Regions from separate parts of the Mus musculus genome. Here region 1 is linked to region 2. A link is a loop called in an ENCODE intact Hi-C map of the cell type or tissue named here. Cell type or tissue: heart. All regions are shown on one strand. Links, peaks and the distances in the headings refer to the core of each region. The heading gives the core; the rest is flanking DNA. Region 1 overlaps Fam169b (family with sequence similarity 169, member B). Region 2 overlaps Igf1r (insulin-like growth factor I receptor).

Region 1 (9,987 bases), core at 606-8,605, 63 kb after region 2:
GTACAGTGTGACCAGCCCCTCCCTCCCCCCCTTCCTGCCGACAGGAGCTGTTCTTGTATTCTTTCTTGTGTTCTTGTGGACATCTCTTCCTCTCCGAGGTAGACCTTGTCCTCAGGCTATGAGCTGAACTAAAATCCTTCCTGAAACTTCTTTAGTCAGGTAGTTTGTCCCAGCCATGAGAAAAATACCAAACACACATACACTGCCCTTGAAGCTTTAACTTTTTCTTGTTCCTTAAATTAAAATGTTTTATGTCGTATGGTCAACATCAGCACATCAGCTTAGACTCTATCCGAGTTTATTATTGTTTCCCAGTCCCCATTGCTTCCTAACGAGCCTTTTCTTCTAGAGGTCAATTACCTATATGCTAATGTGCCTAAGAAATAATTATATCGGAGGTCTTCTCACAGCAAACTCTTGAATGATATGTTTCTAATATTTCTTTATTTCATCTGATGTCTTGGAAGTTGTTTTTGCTAGAAGGAGGAGGAATGTTATTTACCTTTATTTAGCTCATTAAAAATGACATTCCGGGCTGGAGAGATGGCTCAGTGGTTAAGAGCACCGACTGCTCTTCCGAAGGTCCTGAGTTCAAATCCCAGCAACCACATGGTGGCTCACAACCATCGGTCATAATGAGATCTGACGCCCTCTTCTGGTGCATCTGAAGACAGCTACAGTGTACTTAGATATAATAATAAATAAATCTAAAAAAAAAAAAAAGGCATTCCATTGTCTCCTGCCTTCCAGAGTTTTGTGAAGAAGGCAGCTGTCCACTTATTAGCAGCCAAGTGGAAAGATCTGTAGATCTGTCCTTTCTTCCCGAATGCTTCCAGGTGTGCGTGTGTGTGTGTGTGTGTGTGTGTGTGTGTGTGTGTGTGTGCGCGTGCGTGCGCGCACATGCGAGTGTGCTGTTTTGCAGTGTGACTAGTGTGTCTAGGTGAGGGATTGGTTAAGATTACAGAATCTAAGAGTAGGTGTCATCATTAACTCATCTACGTTTTCTTCACGTTTGGGTTCTTCCTTCGTCTTCTCCTCCTGGAAGTTTAATTAGTCTGCCACAGCATCCCGTATCTCACGCCACTGTGCTTGGTTTCTCTTTACTTTCCAAGTGTACCAGCTGTGTCTCTCTCTCTGCTGTGTTCTGGGTCAATGACTCAGCTAAGATGTTCCGTTTTAGAAATTCTACTTCCCTTTCCTCCTCAATTCTTACTGGGCAACGTGAAAGGTCTCGGCGCCCTTTGTTTCTTACTGTTTCCCCGGTCACATTTAACATCTGCATCTCCTATAGCCTGTGGTTTCAGTGTGCCATATATAGTCTGTCTGCCTCTTCAATGGTATTTGCTTCACCGTATGCTCAGGGTCTTTTTTTCACCTAGTCGTTTTGTTTGTTTACTTTGGTTTTGAAACAGGGTGTCATTATGTAGCGCCAACTGGCCTGGAGTTTGTTACACAGATCAGCAAAGCCGAAAATTCATAGAGGTCACTCTACCATTGCTTCCTGAGTGATAGGATTAAAGACATGCACCACCATGCCCAGGAGCTTGAGGAGTTTTACAGGTCAGATTCTAATGACCTCGAGCCTGGTACCCTTATCTTTAGCCCAGAAGCACTAGTGACTGAATACTGAAGAAGGTGGTGGCACTTGGCTTTCAGCAGTTTTCAATGCACTATGTGGAAGCTCTCCTTCTGAAGGCTTCCCATGCCTTTTAGCTTATACTGGTTAGAATACCTTAGTAAGATATTTCTTTTTTTTAAGAAACTTTTTTTTTACAGATTTATTTATTTATTACATGTAAGTACACTGTAGCTGTCTTCAGACACTCCAGAAGAGGGCGTCAGATCTCATTACGGGTGGTTGTGAGCCACCATGTGGTTGCTGGGATTTGAACTTCGGACCTTTGGAAAAGCAGTTGGGTGCTCTTACCCACTGAGCCATCTCACCAGCCCAGTAAGATATTTCATAATTTAGAGGATTGGACATCCTAGTTTTCTGTTGGTATGCTCCTTGACTTTCTGGTAACGCTAGAACCATGATTGACTTAGGCTGCTTCCTGGGTTAGTTCATGAAGCCACCACAATTGAACGCTGCCCAGTGAATTTCATTGGCCTTTTTGGAAAGAAGGATTAAAGTACATCAGCGTGCCAAAACCTGGCTCACATGTGTCATCTGTCTTGTCACCTTCACCGCCATCTCTGCTCTAAGCTGTCTCTGCGCTTGCCTGAACTTTGTGAAATGTCTCTGACTCTGGCCCTTACTTACCACAGTGTGCTCTGGATGAACCAGTAAGCATTCTTTCCACACATCCGTTTCTCTCTTCTTGCCATTTCTTGCAACATTCTCAAAGTTGACGTCAAATACTAAGAATATATTGGCAAAAGACCTGAGAGGACATTTCCCAAAGAAGATGTACTGGTGAGCACCGGAAACATGATGCTCTCTCTACGTTACCAGCCATCAGGAAAGCACAAGTGGAAACCACAGGCTGCTATCCCCTCCGCCCCACTGGGTGGCTACCATAAAACACCAACAAGACAGACAATACAAGTGTAGCTGAGGATGGGGGGAAACTGGAATTCTTGTGTCTTGTTGACAGGAGTGTAAAATCTTTACAGCCTGATGTGGAGAGGTAAGCGCTGTAGTTCTGTGGCAGAGTGCTTGTCTAGTATGCCAGAGTTCTGGGCTTCAGTCTTCACTACTGCTACCAGAGAGGAAGAAAGGAAGGGAGGAAAAAGCCTGCTATGGAAGTTTTGAAAACAATTAAACAGAATTACCATATGGTCCAGTAATTCCTCTTCTGGATGTACAGACTGGAGGACCACAAGCAGGAACTTGGACAGTGTTTGTACCTCCAAGTAACATGTTTCATATGTAAGAGATGGAGAACAACTGAAGTGCCCTTTGTGACAAAATGTTCTCAACAAAGGTCTTCATTGGGCTGTGAATGAAGAAGTGCAGCTACAACAGGGATGAACTCTGAAGCCAGTGTGCTTAATGAAACGAGTCAGCTGCAAATGGCAAAGGCTGGGTGGTCCCACTTGGACGACTGTACCTTAATAGTCAAACTCCGGAGCTGGGGCGTGTACTGGCTGCAGGGCGCTGGAGAAGTGTTAGAATCCGGAATGTGGAGGGTGCTCTTTCGGTCTGAGATGGGGGAGGAGTAGTGAGGACGGCACAGTGGTACAGATGTGCTTACAGTCCCACAACTGTACATGGCCAAATGGTAACCACAATGAAACTATCTGAAATAATTATGGAGATGTATTGTGATTCCCATTAAAAACTAAACTTGAAGGCAGAGGCCAGATACTCCGTCCAACCCCCTCCCCTGCCTGCAACAATGTTTCTCTGTGTAATAAGCCCTGCCTGGCCTAGAACTCATTCTGTAGACTAAACTGTCCTTGAACTCAGAGACCCACCTGCCTCCGGATTGCTGGGATTAAAGGCCACGCCTGGTGAAGTTCATTTACTGGCTCAGTGGTTAAGAGCACTGACTGGTTTTTCCAGAGGTCCTGAGTTCAAATCCCAGCAACAGGTGGTGGCTCACAACCATCTGTAATGAGATCTGATGCCCTCTTCTGCTGTGTCTGAAGGCAGCGGCAGTGTAGCTGAAGAACTTGCACTAGTGTAGGTAGCCCATGAAAATGGAAGTAGAATATTCCTTTTTTCTTTTATGACTGGCTTATTGCCCTCAGTGCAGTGGCCTCAAGTTCTGTTCACGTCAGTTGCCCCTAAATTCCCTTCCCTTTTAAAGCTGAACTACATCCCATGCTGTGTGTGTAGAGCACCTCTCCTCTGCCAGTGGACGCTGGAGTTGCCTTTTGCTTTGGTCTTTTGTGACCAGTGTTTCTATGAATAGTTTGCAAGTTCAGCATCCTCAGAACTAGGGCCGCCATGAACTGACATTTAAAGTGAGTGGTTGATTCAATATTAATTAGTAGGGAGACCTGGTGAGCTAGCTCGACTGTTGAGACTAACCACTGCTGATGCAGAGGGCCTGGGTTTGACTCCTAGCACCTGGCCTGACTCGTAACTATCTGTAACCCAAGTCCCAGCGGTTCTCATGCCCTCTTCTGGCCTCTGTGGACATCAGGTATAGATGTAGGCGAATACTTAATACCTACAAAATAAAAAGCTTTAAAATGGTGGGAGGCGAGTCATCAGAGCTCTGCAGGAAATCTCAAGGTCTGGATTTGAGTTTTTACTTCATTACTAATTAACCTTTGAATCTCTTTTCCCTCACTGGACAAACGGTCAGTGCACTGTGCTTTATGGACTCTGTGGGGTTGATACACATTTCACACAAGTTGTACGCGTAAAAGCCCTTTGGAAACTGGGTCCCTCTGCCAGTGTGAGGTTTCACCAGGACTTTGATGTGATCACGTGAAAACACACCACTACCCTTCCCCCATCCTCTCATACTTTAGAAACATTGTTTATCCAAAAAACCCCCACAAGATATCATGTTTCCTTTCTATTCCGTCACAGTAACACAGTAACAGTAACTCCATGCAAGCATCAGCATTCTGCTTCCTGTACTTCTCAGCCTTAATTTAGACACACAAGTCTGGCACTCTGTAAAAGGCAGTTATCGAGGTGCGCTTCCAGTTGTTGAGAAGCAGATGTTTCCCCTTAGCAAATCCTCTCAGGTCAGAGGAGCCTGTTGAACTCTGCGATGGCTGTTCCTGCTTGTCAACTCCACCCGGAATGAGCTGCAATCCAAAAACAGAGGGCACACCTGTGATCCAGATCTTGGAACTGGAAGAGACAGGTCTTTGATCCAGATCTTGAGGAACAGTGGCCATGATGGGCTAGGCTCAGGCAAGGTGGTACACGCCTTTAATTCCAGGAGACAGAGGCAAGTGGATCTCTGAATTAAAAAAAAAAAAAAAAAAAAAGCTTAGGTCCAGGCCTGGTGGTACACATCTTTAATCTGGGCCACACCTTCTGCTGGAGGCCTACAGAAGGACAATGGAAGAAGGAAGGGTTTATTCTTCGCCAGTTTGCACTTGCTGGCCAGCACATCTGTTGGAACCTTCTTCAGGATTCCAGCTTGTACAGAAGACCAGCTGAGACACTTAGCCTCATGGGACTGAGCGACTTCTAGATTCTTGGACTTCCTATTCACAGCTGCCCATTGTTGGGTTAGTTGGACTGCAGACTGTTAGTCATTCCAGTAAGTTTTGTGACTCTAGAGAACCCCGACTAATACAAACTCCACCTATTCTCAGGGGCTGCCCATCAGAACGATGAGCCAAGTTCTTGAGCAGTGGGGCTGCAGCTGAGTCCATAACCCGGCTTCCTCACTGAGACTCTGGGTTCCTTCCTCTCTACCCACTTGCTCTTCACGAAACTCACATGCAGGCTAGAAAGCCATTTGTTCCTCTTCAGAAGTTTATTTAAAATGTAACAGGTGAAGACCCGTAGGGGATGTGGTTTTTGTATAGAAGTGCCTGAAGTCACTAGGAGAGCCCTGATGTTTGGTTGGGTCTGAGAACTGTCATCTATTGGCATACAATGAATGCATCACAGTGGTGAGAGGTTATTTTTCTTTGTCCTTTGGGTCCTGGGAGATATGTGGTTCTAGTTCCACGCTGAGCAATTGTCCTACCACAGGGCTCCTTTTCCGTCTTCAGGACTGCCACACACACACACACACACACACACACACACACGCGCGCGCGCGCGCGCACGCGCACACGCACACACGCACATGCACACACACACATGCACACACGCACACGCTCCGTCTTACTGATACTAGGGTATTTTCATGTTTTTAGTGATTAAACTCAGAATGTTAAGACTGGGGTTTTCTGCTCTTACTCTGTTGCTCTCTTACTCTCTTTCCCTCTTACCTTATTCCTCTCTGTCCTTTCTCCCCCTATTCCTCTCCCCCCTCTCTCTACATGGTCTTGGCAAGCCTCTACTCCTCTTGTCTCTCTCCTTTCTCTCTGCCTCTACTCTCCTCCCAATTCTACTTCCCATGCCCTAAATAAACTTTATTCTCTACCATATGTATGTATATATACACACAACCGTGTGTGTGTGTGTGTGTATATACACATACATATATACAGACTCAGGCTTTCTGTCTTGTCCTGTGGGTATGACAAACCCCCTCTCCCTTTCCAGCAAAGCCCAGACAAATAGTAACCTCACAGGTGACCAGCTGGGACCAAGTGGCTCCATGTCTCATGGGTGAGGAACTTGCACTTGTAGCAGCTGTGACCGGGAGGCCTTTCTATTCATATAGAAGTAGCTACTGGAGATGCTATTTCCTGTTCTCTGTCCTCCTTCTCAGGGATTCCATATATGTCACTGAATATGACACTTCCTTGAATGTTAAAGGAACAGAATGCTACAGTCTCAAATAATATATTTTTTAAAGTTTATTTTTCTTTGTTATTGGATTTTTTTATTAGATATTTACTTTATTTATATTTCAAATGTTGTCCTCTTTCTTGGTTTCCCCTCCGAAAATCCCCTATCCCTTCCCCCCACAGCCTGCTCACCAACCCACTCACACCTGCTTCCTGGCCCTGGCATTCCCCTACACTGGGGCATAGAGCCTTCACAGGACCATGGGCCTTTCCTCCCATTGACTAGGCCGCCCTCTGCTACATATGCAGCTGGAGCCGTGCGTCCCTCCATGTGTACTCTTTGGTTGGTGATTTAGTCCCTGGGAGCTCTGGGGGTAGTGGTTAGTTCATATTGTTGTTCCTCCTATGGGGCTGCAACCCCTTCAGCTCCTTGGGTCCTTTCTCTAGCTCCTTCATTGGGGACCCTGTGCTCTGTCCTATGGTTGGCTGCGAGGATCCACCTCTGTATTTGTCAGGCACTGGTGGATCCTCTCTGGAGATGGCAGTAACAGGCTTCCGTCAGTAAACACTTGTTGGTATCCACAAGAGTATCTGGGTTTGGCGATTGTATATGGGATGGATCCTCAGGTGGGGCAGTCTCTGGACCACCATTCTTTTAGTCTCTGCTCTACACTTTGTATCTGTAACTCCTTTCATGGGTATTTTGTTTCCCCTTCTAAGAAGGATCGAAGTATCTGCACTTTGATCTTCCTTCTTCTTGAGTTTCATGTGGTCTGTGAATTGGATCTTGGGTATTCCAAGCTTCTGGGCTAATTAATATCCACTTATCAGTGAGTGCATACCATGTGTGTTCTTTTGTGATTGGATTAACTCACTTGGGATGATGCTTTCTAGTTCCATCCATTTGCCTAAGAATTTCATAAATTCATTGTTTTTAATAAGCTGAGTTAAAAGTTTATTTTCTGTGTGTATGTATTATGTGCGTTTGTGAATGCCAGTGTGCACATGCCAGGGCACATGTGTGCACATGCCAGGGCACACATGTGTGAACATGCCAGGGCACATGTGTGCACATGCCAGGGCACACATGTGAAGGTCAGAGGACAACTTTTGAGAGTTAGATCCAGAACTTGACCTCTGGTCACCAGGCACTCTCAGCAAGCATTTTTACCTGCTTGGTCCTCTTGCTGGCTCTTCTCAGGGGAAAAATGGTTTTATGCTGTTCATCTGCACTGTTATTCAGGTTACAAGACTTAAAGACCTTCATATTAAAAGCAGTTAGAGGCTGGAGGGAGGGCTTACAGGGGAGAGCGCTTGCTGCACTGGTATCATACAGATCTGAAGCACACCCCGGCACCCCGGTGCCCGCGTGAAAGCTGAATGTGGCTGTGCACATGCCTGTAATCTCAGCACTGGAGGGTGCAAACATGGATCATTTTGAATGACTGCTGTCCATCTGCCTAGCTTCAGAACCATCGAGAGGCTGGAATAGAGCGAAGACTGATTGATAGAGCAAGACATCCAATGTCCTTCCCTGGGCGGCTAAGCGTGCACCCCAGAAACGTGAACTTACAGCATGCAATAACCAAGCTTTACTGGAAAGGGAGAGGAGCTTTGTCATACACCCAGGACAAGACACACACATACACACACACACACACACATACACACACACATACACACACATACATACACACACACATACACACACACACATACACACACACACATACACACACACATACACACACACATACACACACACATACACACACACACATACACACACATACACGCACACACACACATACACACACACACATACACACACATACACACACACATACACACACACACACACAGCAATTAGGAGCTGAAACATTCTTATATCAGAACTATCACTGCAAGGTAGGAAGATTTAGCAGATTCTGGCAATAGCTAAGTTTCTAAAGTTATCTGCGAGAGAATTAGAAACCCTGTATTTATATAACCAACACTCATAATGAAGTTGTTCAAACCCTTGCTTCATCCTATTGCATTAGCTACTAATGAGAGCTAGTCACAGGTAACTCTTTCCTAACACCAAGGTGTTATATATTGCTTATTTCATTACAAAACAAAACCAGGACCATGTAAACGTTTGCGTGGGTGTCACATAAAGTCATCTGCATATTTTACCGTCTTAGATGAGGGACAAGCGATTGTTCTCAGTTGAGGCATTGACAAGTTGCAAGTTGGCCAATATTAATCATGCGACAACAGAGCAACAGGCAGCCTGTCAATCACCAGGGAATAAAACCCACTGCCAGCCACCTGCAGACCTTCCACAGCGCCTCCTTGACAACTTTGCTCATCTGCTCAAAAATTCTAACATATTCTACATTCTGTCTTCCAACTTAAAAAAAAAAAAAAAAAGAACTTTGCTAAGAATATTTTGGCAATCAGATGCTTTTCAAAAAACAACAAAAATATCCAAGTGTTTATTGGCCTCACCTTCTGTTCTCTACTTTATTGGAAAGAGATGTACTGTGGCACCATTGACAGATGCCTTTTCTGGTGGCAGGTTCTTTGTGGTCTGACTCTGGACTCAGACTCTTGCCTGTTTGCCATCTGTAATAGGGATGGGCCCTTCCCCTCTTGCATTTTTTCAAACACTGTTCTCCAAGGTATGTTCTGTCATCTGGCAAATGGCACCCTGGGACCAGAGTCCCTTGTTAGCTGAGTTTGGGATATAAACCTGAATGCTGCGAAATTTTCTTTCTCTCATCCTTCCCTTCTGCCCTTCCTTCCTTCCTTCCTTCCTTCCTTCCTTCCTTCCTTCCTTCCTTCCTTCCTTCTTTCTTCTTCCTCCTCCTCCTCATTTGTTTGTTTGTTTTTTGCTTTTGAGACAGTGTTTCATTGTGTAGCCATGGCTGGCCTGGAACTCCACCTGTAGGCCAATCTTTTCTCAAACTCATAGAGCTCTCCCTGTTTCTGCCTCCTGAGTATTGGGATTTAAAGGCACGTGCTACTGTTGCCTGGCCTGCTACAAAATTTCTAACAGTACTTGGTTGCTGATGGGACTCCCAGGCATGGGCTCAGAGTCACCTTCCCTAAACATGCTGGCATTAGAATCCCACCTTGTGTCATCACTAGCTTATCCCGAGCATATCTGCAGACCTAGTGTTTCACAACAAGCATCAGGGGAATGGAGTTATAGGCAGGAAAGAGGTGGGGATGTGCACGAAGACTTTCAGTCTTGAGAGGAGTGCAGAGTGTTAACTCACACGATTCCCTGGTGGGTGAGTTTTCAGAGTTTTTTTCTTCTTAAAAATAAAAAACAAAACCCTAACATTTGTGGGGTGTGTGTGTGTGTGCGCACACGTATGACACAGTGCACCATGGAAGTCAGGGGACAACTTGCAAGAGCTGGTTCTCTGGTTCTTCCACGGGGGCCTGGGATTGCTGGGGTTGTGTGAGGCTTCCTGGCAAGTGCTTTGAGCAAGATGCAATGAGCCATCTTGTCAGTTTTCTTTCTTTTTTAAATGTTATTTCTCCTTCTGAGAAAGATTCAACCATCCTCCCTTGGGCCCTCCTTTGGGTTTGTTGATTATAGCATGGGTATCCTGTATTTTATGGCTAATATCCACTTATAACTGAGTACAGGCCATGCATGTCCTTTTG
Region 2 (9,987 bases), core at 917-8,916:
GCAATCCTGGCTCATCTTTTTCATGCAAAATTTAATTTTTAAGACAAAAATGCAAGTTAGTTACTACTGCTGAGCCAGATTTGAAAGCTCTCCCCAAGCCCCTGGAAGGTCTATACAGCATGCTCACACAGAGCTCTGTGGTCAGGAGTCACTCTCTTGCACGGGTAGACTAAAGCTCAGAGAGCCCCAGCACAAGGTCACAGACCATCTGCTGTCTTCTTAATCCCTTCGAGCTGCATGGACCTACAGCACGGTTGAGCTCATCCCTCTTTGGACATGCTTGTAGGCACACCCTAGGGGGGGTTGGTGAGATGGTTGCCTCGCTCCACTTCTGTTAAAAATAACATCCTGCATCGATTGGTTGTGAGAATTGTCACTCGATGGCAGTACACACGTGGTGTCACGTCCACCTCCGTGCTCAGCCAGTGTGACTCGAGAAACTCCCTGAGATAAACAGCTTACAAGGAGAAGCATTTCACATTGGCTCCCAGTGTGGGAGCGGCAGTGGGGTCCATTGGATTTGTGGCGAGGTAACTGTTACGGTAGAAAAGGTGTGTCAGAGCGCACAGTCTCACTTTGTGGCTTGAAAGTGAAAGGGAGCCATTAGAGAAGCCGTTCTCTACCTGTGAGTCGTGACCCCTTGCCCCTTCACAGGAGTTACCTGAGACCGTTAGAAAGCACAGATGTTTCCATTTTGCCTCATAACAGTAGCAGATTACAATTATAAAGTAGTGTTATAGTTGGGGGTCACAACGACATGAGGAACTGTGTCAAGGGGACACAGCATTAGGAAGGTTGAGAACCCCTGCATTAAAGGGGTTCACAATCTTCCTGCTGTAGTCCTAAATCTTGAAGATAACTTTCTAATGACCTGGCAGCCTCCTAGGCTCCACCCCTCAGAAGTTACCTGGTGTTGCCAAAATTGGGGAAGAATCTTTCCACATGTGGGCCTTTTATTTGTACTCTCTTGAGTAGAGGTCTTTCTTTGTCATCTGATGTTGGTGGCTCAGTGGGTCTGGAGAATGACACTTCTTTTTTTTTTTTTTAAAAGATTTATTTATTTTATGTATATGAGTACACTGTAGCTGTACTGATGGTTGTGAGCCTTAATGTGGTTGCTGGGAACAAAGGTTGCCCACTCCGGTCGGCCCCACTCACTCTGGCCTAAAGATTTATTCATTATTAAATCTAAGTACACTGTAGCTGTCTTCAGACAGCACCAGAAGAGGGCGTCAGATCTCATTAAGGATGGTTGTGAGCCACCATGTGGTTGCCGGGATTTGAACTCAGGACCTTCAGAAGAGCAGTCAGTGCTCTTACCCGCTGAGCCATCTCTCCAGCCCCGAGAATGGCACTTCTTGGAGTGAGGTTTCAAGGAAGACATGAAGGTATTCCGATTGGCTCATCGAGTACAGGTTGAGAGCAGTGGACTTGCATTTGATGTGCACACGTTAAGGTGGGGCTCGGCTGTTGCTCTGCATCTCGGGGTTAAGCATCAAAGCAGGTTCCCACTGATATGTCAGGACCCATACAGTTTCCCAGAAACACTTCAAAACAGGTTCAGCTCCACTAGTGAAAGAATCCCAGGGGGGTTGTCAAGATTTCTTCACTTCTACACAAAAGACTCTGCCTACCCCTGGCCTTCTCTTCCCCAGCGCAGCGCTCACTCTCGTGGCGCCTTGGATGGTGAGGCAATGTACAGATGGAGAGGTTGGGCGTGCAGTGCAGGTGGTGGGCAGAGCACAGAGAGGTGCTAGTGACTGTACTCTGAATCTTGAGATGTCAAGGTGTGGGCTAGCATCGTCCCCCGTGAGGCTCCAACAGTTGAAAATGTCATCTCACAGGCTTTCTAATGAAACCTAGGAGGAGCTCGATGAGGTGACACTAGCTAGCTCAGGGTCTCCAGAAGATAGCTGCTGGTCAGAGGCAGGGCTTCCCGCAGATGAAGATACTCCGGTACGTGGGGTGATTGTAAGGAGATCGGATTTACTACAGGGCGGTAGGAACAGTGATGGTTCTGTGTAGTGGGAGAGGCCGTGGCTTCTCTGTGGACCACTCCATAGACTGAGAGGATTTCTCTAATACACTGGAGAGGATTGGTGGTGCTGGGGACCGCACGCTCACTCTTCCTTCCAGCCCCTCTGCTCTGCCACTATGATTCAGGAATCAACAAGGATGGAGTCAGTGTAGCCCAGGTATTTAGGATAATCTTCCTGCCTCAAACTCCCCTAGTGCTTGGATTGCAGCCAGTGTTACTGCTGGTGCCCAACTAAAACTTTATATTGGAATTTGAATTCCTCTCGTTTTCTTCTTATAAAATACTCCTATTTGGGGGTGGGGCGTGGGGGACTTGTTAATTTGTTTGTTTTTGCCCCAGCTGTTGGCAAGTGTAAAAAAAAAAAACCCTCTTGCTTGGGAGGGCCTTACAAAACTGAATAGACAGCAGGCCATATTGAGCCACTGACTGGTCCGTGGCCTGCTGTGCCCTGCAGCATCTTCACGGAGAACACTGCCACTGTGGCCTTTCTAAACTGACCTCCGAAGGCGTACAGGATGCAGGGGGCCTGCCTAGAGAAGCTCTGGGTTCTGAGTGCTGTTATAGCTTTACTTTGACCTCAGTGGTGCAGGGCAGTCCTACTCGTCCATTGCGAGAATAGTCAGTATGTGGGCAAAGGTGAAAGGATGGAGTAGGAGCATGGCTGCCTCTGAGTCTGTGTAAGGGTGTGCCCCACCAGCCTTGGTTAGGATACCAGGATCAGCACTGTCTCACGAGCTGAGAAACCGTTCAAAAGAGCAGGTGTGAGTTTTGTTCCTGTGGTTTGGGCCTGGTCACAGGAGAGGTATTGTTGGTTTTTTTCTTTTCTTTTATGCTGGAGCAAACATTTGTCTGAGAAACTCATGGAACTCCTGAAGTTGATCCATCCCCAGCTGCCTGGATTTTTTTTTTTTTTTTTGGTATGAATTTAATATGCTTGGGAAGGAGCCACCTGCTATGGGAAAGGCAGTGGACTTCCTGTTCCCAGCATAGAGAGGAGGAAGCTTACACACGGAGGCCGCTCTTGGATGCGAAATGATTGATTCAGGAGGCCTTTTTGCTTTGCCATTCAGAACCCCCTTGGCAGATCGGTCTCCTTTCTAAGAAAAGAACAGAGTGAAGGGAAGGGAGCCGGGCTGCTCCAGTAGGGAGTGTGGTGCCCTGATTTGGCTGAGACGCTGATGAGAGGAAGATGTGTTCTGTGAAAGGATTTTTTTTTTTTTTTTTTGGCACAGTAAGCAAACACTCTTGGGAGTAGTCTGAAGCCTGTTGGGTCTCACACGTAGAGGAAGGACTTCCATGGTGTGGTTCTGAGGCAGGAACAGCCCTTTCTCTGGCCATGCTTTGGTCTCGTCGTCCCTACACATGAACCAGTCTGCTTCAGGAGTAGCTAAGTATCCAGCCTTGTGTATTACAAAGTGTTCTAGCTTTAGAGGAAAGGCTGCCACCAAACACCAGGGTATCCAGGTCTGACTGTCAGTGCAATAGCTCAGTTTGAATTGATCTAGCAAATTCTGTGAGGCTGGGTCAGGGGAGCCTATCATTCCCATCTTTACCCCTGGGTTTCAGGGCTTTGGACACAGATTTGTCAGTGAACCCTGCTGAGGTCAGGGGCCAGTCCCAGAGTTCACGGAACCTGGAGATCCTGAAACAGGTTCCAGCCCTCGTGCTGCAGAATGGGACGACGATGTAAGCTCAGCCACAGAATTGATCCATTTGATCCATTAACATCTCCAGAGCTCACATGCCAAGTCTTCGGGATGCGGGATTCAGGAAGGAACTTGAACGTTTTACTAGCCGAGCGTCACCAGCTCAGATGCAGCTGAGACATACTCAGTCCAATCTGACTACTTCTGTACTTTTCCTCTCCACCCCCAGGAGGCTGGGAATCCCAGTCTGGTTTTGTCGAGATAAATTGAATAGAGTCATCACAGGCAGGTGACAGTGTCTGCTGGACGGTCCCTGGCATCGACTGTGTGCCAGCAACTGGGCTATATAGCATCCCCGTCTAGGTCCTGGCCCTAAAACAACCTTAGTTGCTTGAGATGCTAGAGGAGGACCCACTCAGTCCCGTAGGCCCTTCTGAAAGTCTGATCCCTGCTAAGAGTCACTACTACCTGGTACAGTACTAACAGGCGGCAGCAGGGGTACTGTATACATGAGGTCCTGGGCATATTTCAGTTTGCCAGTGCCTCACATAGATGGCAGCCTGTCCAGCTGAAGACACGGGGTGTGCTTGGGGGCTCAGAAGCCAAGTGAGGAATGGGCATAGCGGTGGGCGTACACCCCAGGATAGCACTCACTTCTAGAGGGATAGGTGTGCACCTTCACAGAGGGACATATTCTGTAAATCGCGGCTCCAGCTCATCAGAGCTGTCCAGTGGTTTTAAAGTGTGCTTTTTAGAGGGAGCATTTTATCAGCTTATTAATCCCAGAGTCTACTGGAGAGTTTTCTTGTGGAAAGAGTATTTAAAAAAAACAAAACAAAAAAAAAACAAGGTCTTAAATCGCACAGAGCAAAAAAGACTTCCTTTTATGGGCAGCCCTGGAAGGGCTGACTCTGGGATGATTTAAAAGAGGCATCACATGGCTTGTTTTTACTGATGTCACCTCATCCCTACCCTGCCCGTGGCACCTCCTCAGCCCCACCCCCCACCCCTGGCCACGGGGCTTGGGGCCAGACACATCTCATGTTCTTGCCCCCGGTTGCACTTTTCTATTCAGGGCTAGGCCTGTCAGCCAGAGAGGAAATTGCAGCCTGGCCACGGAGCTAAGCTCCTTGTGTCTGCTTCCCATTCCGATTAATCCTTCGGGAAATGATGGGGACCGGGGAGAACAAGCTTCTGCAGCAGCTAACCAGAGCAAGCCGGCTCAGGAGATCTGACTGTCTGTAGACAGTCGGGAGAGCGCCGTCTGCTAGCAAGACCATGGTTACTTACAGTAAAGCTGCATTGTCTGACAGCCTCACGCCGTTCCAGCTCACTCCCTGTGTGACTTCAGACAAATGATCAAATGCTGTGGTTGGTGCTTTTCCCTTATGCATACAATGAGGATGTGTTGTAATCATTGGAGTAAAGAGACATCTCTGGCTCTCGGGGACTGACGTGACTCCCGGGCCTAGAGCTTTTAGTACCTACCTGCAACCTGTCATGTGCCACTAGGACCAGTCACTTAGAGCCAGTGAGAATACCTAGTTAGCCTGGTCTTTGGTCCAGTTTGTTTTCCTCCGTCGAGACATTGGCCACTTAATTGGGATTTTTCTTTACCTCCAGAGGAGTAGGCAGTAAATATTGTAAGGTTCCTAGCTAAACAGCCGCTGTCTCAACTACTCAGCCTACAAAGGAGCTTAGAAACAGCCACAGGTGCTGTGTAACCAGCTCTGCTCTGGTACAATTCCGCTAACAACAGGCTCCAAGCTGCACCTGGCTCCGCTGTAATTGGTTGGCTTCACCCTGGGCCTCCAGAGTGCTTAATTCTTGGAGGTGGATCTCCAATGCACCTTTTTTCAGTTTTAAGATAACTACCTTCCACCTGGCCTGACTTGATCCTACAGAGTCCAAGGAAGCTGGCCAGATGGGCAAGAGTGGCTTTCTCTGCACAGGCAACTTCATGCCTACCAATAGGTTGCTTTCACACGCCTTTACCCCTGTGGGATTATTTGCTTTGTAAAGAAGTGTCCTGGTGGCCCAGTGATCAGCCTGGTAGAATGTTAGAAGCCTGTTCAGGGTGCTTTGAGATTCCTATATGTTCGAACTTCCATTTGTGGGTTTTAGTGTAAAGCGTCTGTTGAGCCAGGAGTTTTTATAAAACACAGTTTCCTGGAGGAGCATAGGTGGAGAGTGCTTTGGTCTCACACGCCTGTGATTGAGAGCTGCTAGGTACCCCTTTCCCTCAGAATCATGACCACCCTGTCCTTGTTTTCTGTCGGGCCTGTGTGTCTGTCCATCCGTCAGAGCCCAGGTGTGGTTCACTGCATGGCCTGGGTTGCAGAACTATGACTTGACGAGGGCATCAAGGGAATGAACAAAGAGTGTGCACTTGGGTATAGAGAAACGGGGACTGCGTGGACTGGGCTCTGGAAGCTCAGTATGTTTAGCGTATATATTTGAACAGAGAGGCAGATTACTGCATGCAGATAAACAAGGAAGCAGGATTATTATATACAGCTGAACATGGAGGCAGGTTTAGCCATCTCTGCAGGGAAGCCGTCTTGAGGCTGTAAACTTCCAGGGGAAGGACGTGACAGTGGACATATTCTGCACACACTGTCAGCACTTGCAACTCGGACCTCAGGGGAAGGCTTTACCATCTCTCTAAGCAAGCATCACTGGGGTAGACTTTGCCACTCCCATGGGACTGGGGCATTGGGGTCCTTGACATGGCCTTGCACGTGTCAGCAATACACACCTTCACTTGCTTAGGGTCTCCTCCACTGTCTACTCCCAGGCCTTTGCTGGTCAGGACGGTGGCTGCATGAGCAGCCTTTCTCTTCTGTCCTGTGTGCCAGCTGGCCCATGTAACTCTCGAGGACGAGGAAGCTTTGCAAAGGTTTGTGACCTTGTGGGAGTGATGGAGGTACGTCATGGGCTTTATACTGTTTTTACCTTGGCCTTGTTTGTAGAAGAAAATGATGCTTAGGACTTCCCTTGGTTCGTTGGCATCCGACTTGAAGTTTCTATTAGAACTCTGCTCCTGGGCATCCTACATCTTCAAGACAGGGATCTTCCTTCATGGGACATCCTCAGTGAGCAGGTGCTGGCGTGAGATAGCAAGCTTGGGATATGTGCTCCGTCTGTCTAGCACCCCTGCCGCCTCCTCCCTCAGGCCCACTGCCAGGGGCGCCCTGGTGCCAGGAAGAAACTTAGAAATAGCCCTGGTGTGAGATACAGAGAATGGTGCCTGTCAGGAAAGCTGTGATTCTCATTAGTGAGAGAGAGAGGTTTCCTCTTCTGGTTAATGTGTGGCCAGAAGAGGTGCTTAGACAGGAAGTGGGTTTTATCTCTTAGCAGTGCTATCATTAATACAACCGTCCATGGTGGAATCGGTGAACCAAGACTTGAAGTGAGTCTGGGCTTGGCACTGTGGCTGGGCCTGGGTTCTGGGCAAGATACATGGCAGGATGCCAGAGGCATCCAGATGGGAAGCAGAGAGTGCAGAGGTGGTACAGTTCTTCTGGGTCTCTCTGGCAGCTCATTCCTTTCTTCCCCATCACTCCCTTAGGTTTGAACTTATGCGCATGTGCTGGCAGTATAACCCCAAGATGCGGCCCTCCTTCCTGGAGATCATCGGCAGCATCAAGGATGAGATGGAGCCCAGCTTCCAGGAGGTCTCCTTCTACTACAGCGAGGAGAACAAGCCTCCCGAGCCAGAGGAGCTGGAGATGGAGCCTGAGAACATGGAGAGCGTCCCACTGGACCCTTCGGCCTCCTCAGCCTCCCTGCCTCTGCCTGAAAGACACTCAGGACACAAGGCTGAGAATGGCCCGGGCCCTGGCGTGCTCGTTCTCCGCGCCAGTTTTGATGAGAGACAGCCTTACGCTCACATGAACGGGGGACGCGCCAACGAGAGGGCCTTGCCTCTGCCCCAGTCCTCGACCTGCTGATCCTCGGACACACCGAAGCACGCGCCAACAGTAACGTGTGTGCGCCCACTCGGTGGGCGGGGGGGCGGGGAGGGGAGAGCAGGTTGTAACAATCTATTCACAAGCCTCCTGTACCTCAGTGGATCTTCAGACCTGCCATTGCTGCCCACGGGAGACGGCTTCTCTGCAGTAAACACATTTGGGACCTTCCTTTTTTCAATATGCAAGCAGCTTTTTATTTCCTTTACCCGAACCCTTAACTGACATGGGCCTCTGCAAACCTTAATGACAACACTTAATAGCAACAGGACACTCGAGAATTGAGTCTCTTCGTTCTCTGCCTTTTTCTCTCCTCTGCCTTCCCTCTCTGCCCTCTCCCCTTCCACTTCCACGCTCTCCTTTCTCTCTTTTCTGCTTTACAGTGGAAAAATGTTTGTGAACGCCCATCTGGGAAGCCTTCTTTTTTAAAAAAAAAAAAAAAATCAGATTGACTTAATGGCTGCCCCTGGGGCTCCTCATCACCCCGCATACACCTGCCTGACACCGTAGGTCTTTTAAAAAAAAGAAAAGGAAAGAAAAAGAAAAAAAATTCACACACTGAGATGGAATTTTTTTTAACCTTTTTTAGGGTCACCCCAAAATTTAAAAGGGCCATTGTTCATCCGTGGCTATCATTTTTCACGCTGCCATTTTTGCCAAAATCCTGTTTTCGGTTTGGTTTTTCTCACACGCATATACTCCCTGCGCTGATTTCCCTTTGTCCAGAGGCGTGGGATGAACCATGGTGTCTGGTTGATGATAACATTTGAGAGACACGTGCTGAGGCCCCCCACTGTGCCCGGCTCTCCCAGCCCACATCTCCTGGGTCTCGTTGCATGGTTACCGTTTGGGAGAACTGGACAAGATGGAACTCGCCCTCCTTGAAGAAGGGGAAAGCAGAACTGGTTCTCCACCCCTCCCCCACCCACAGCACCCCAAGAATTCTGGAGGAAGTGGCCATGGGCAAGCTTGAAGGTCAGGTTGTGGGTCAAGGTGGTCCTCACACCAGCCTCGTCCCCCTCCCCGACCTCCCTCCTGCCCCTCCCCTGAGGGCCACACACTCGAAAGGGTTCCGGGGACTCGGCCTGGCTGTTGGTTATGGATGTTCGAGGAAGGGATTCAGAGCCACAGCAGCCTGGAGCCGCCCGCCCAGGCAGTGGATCCAAGCAGTGTGAGCTTTCACATGGTCTGTTACTAGGACTTCTTCATGGGTCTCTCAGTTCTATGTTAGACCGTGAAACATTTGCATACACATCGTCTTTAATGTCAGTTTTATAACTTTTTTACAGTTCAGATATTCATCTATACATCTGTACAGGAAAAGAAAAGCTGCTATTTTTTTTTTGTTCTTTATCTTTGTGGATTTAATCTATGAAACTTTCAGGTCTACCCCTTCTTCCTTTCTGCTCACTCCAAGAAACTTCCTCTGCTTATCACTAGAGTGTGGTTTTTCTTCCTCTTCTCCGGCAACTGATGCTTCTAGGACATAACTTGCCGTGAACTGTTTGATGCCTTTTTTATAAATACATCTCCCTTCCCCTGCTCCCTGCAGCCCCATTCATTACCCTCTAACCCATAGGCTCTGTGAGCACAGTCACAGGTGAGGGAGTGGGGAGGGTGGGAGTCCAGAGCCCACAGACTCCTGGGCCCTACTCTCTCCTTTCCTTGCTTCCCCGCACACAGCATCTGCTCCAGGGCAAGGCATGCCACAAACTCAGGTCAGAAACAAAAAGGTTAAAAATCCCACACATCCTGGTTTAGTGTTTCTAGTCCCTGTTGTTGAAAGTCACACTTTGCTTTCTCTCCTTGCTTTGGTTCACACACACACACACACACACACACACACACACACACACACACCCCAATTTGGGAATACAATAGCAGTTTTAACTGCAGACAATAGTCATTGGATTATTATTTAAATGAATATTTGATCTTTCACACACACACACACACACACAATAGCTGCTGAGTCCCCAGGATGCAGCAGAGCTGGTCCAGTGGCCCATCTGCCACCTCCTTCACAAGCAGGCCCACCTGTCTTTAGAACCAGCTTGTCTGAAGGGGTGGCCTCCCTGGGAGCAAGATGTAAGACACCAACTCCCCATGGCCAGGAGCAGCAACTTTAGTGGGTGTGCTATAAAGCCCACTCCCGGGCCGGAAATCCCAAAGTGGAGTAGAGCTGACCCTACAGTGGCCCTAGAGCCCCTTGCTGTTCCTCCTTAACCAGAATCCCGGAGCTCTGGGCTTGGAGGCCCCTCCCCCTGGAGTGGGGTTGGGGGAGGGGTCCTGTCTTGTTTCGATTTAGCACTTCTTACCAGAGCAGTGACAG

Evidence for each region. A loop is a pair of places that touch in the nucleus more often than their neighbours do. Peaks named below come from ENCODE experiments on the same cell type or tissue, not always from the same donor. Only the 100,000 strongest peaks of a DNase experiment are listed, where the experiment ranks them.
Region 1: a loop joins it to region 2, with 2.2 times the contacts of the local background. A loop is called at or near these places in 4 of 42 quality-filtered maps.

Annotation. Positions count from the first base shown.
Region 1 is chr7:68,281,614-68,291,600 of GRCm38, forward strand. All of the region lies in intron 1 of Fam169b (family with sequence similarity 169, member B), which reads left to right. Among named protein-coding and RNA genes, the nearest start is that of Gm16157, 10 kb to the left of the region's middle. In heart, for the core only: no CTCF peak of the experiment used is centred there; DNase peaks (open chromatin) are centred at 4,618 and 5,108.
Region 2 is chr7:68,218,765-68,228,751 of GRCm38, forward strand. Igf1r (insulin-like growth factor I receptor) reads left to right here. Exons shown (of 21, transcript NM_010513.2): 21 at 7,256-9,987. The coding sequence ends at 7,637. Among named protein-coding and RNA genes, the nearest start is that of Pgpep1l, 40 kb to the right of the region's middle. In heart, for the core only: no CTCF peak of the experiment used is centred there; DNase peaks (open chromatin) are centred at 3,267 and 4,807; H3K27ac peaks cover 422 bases.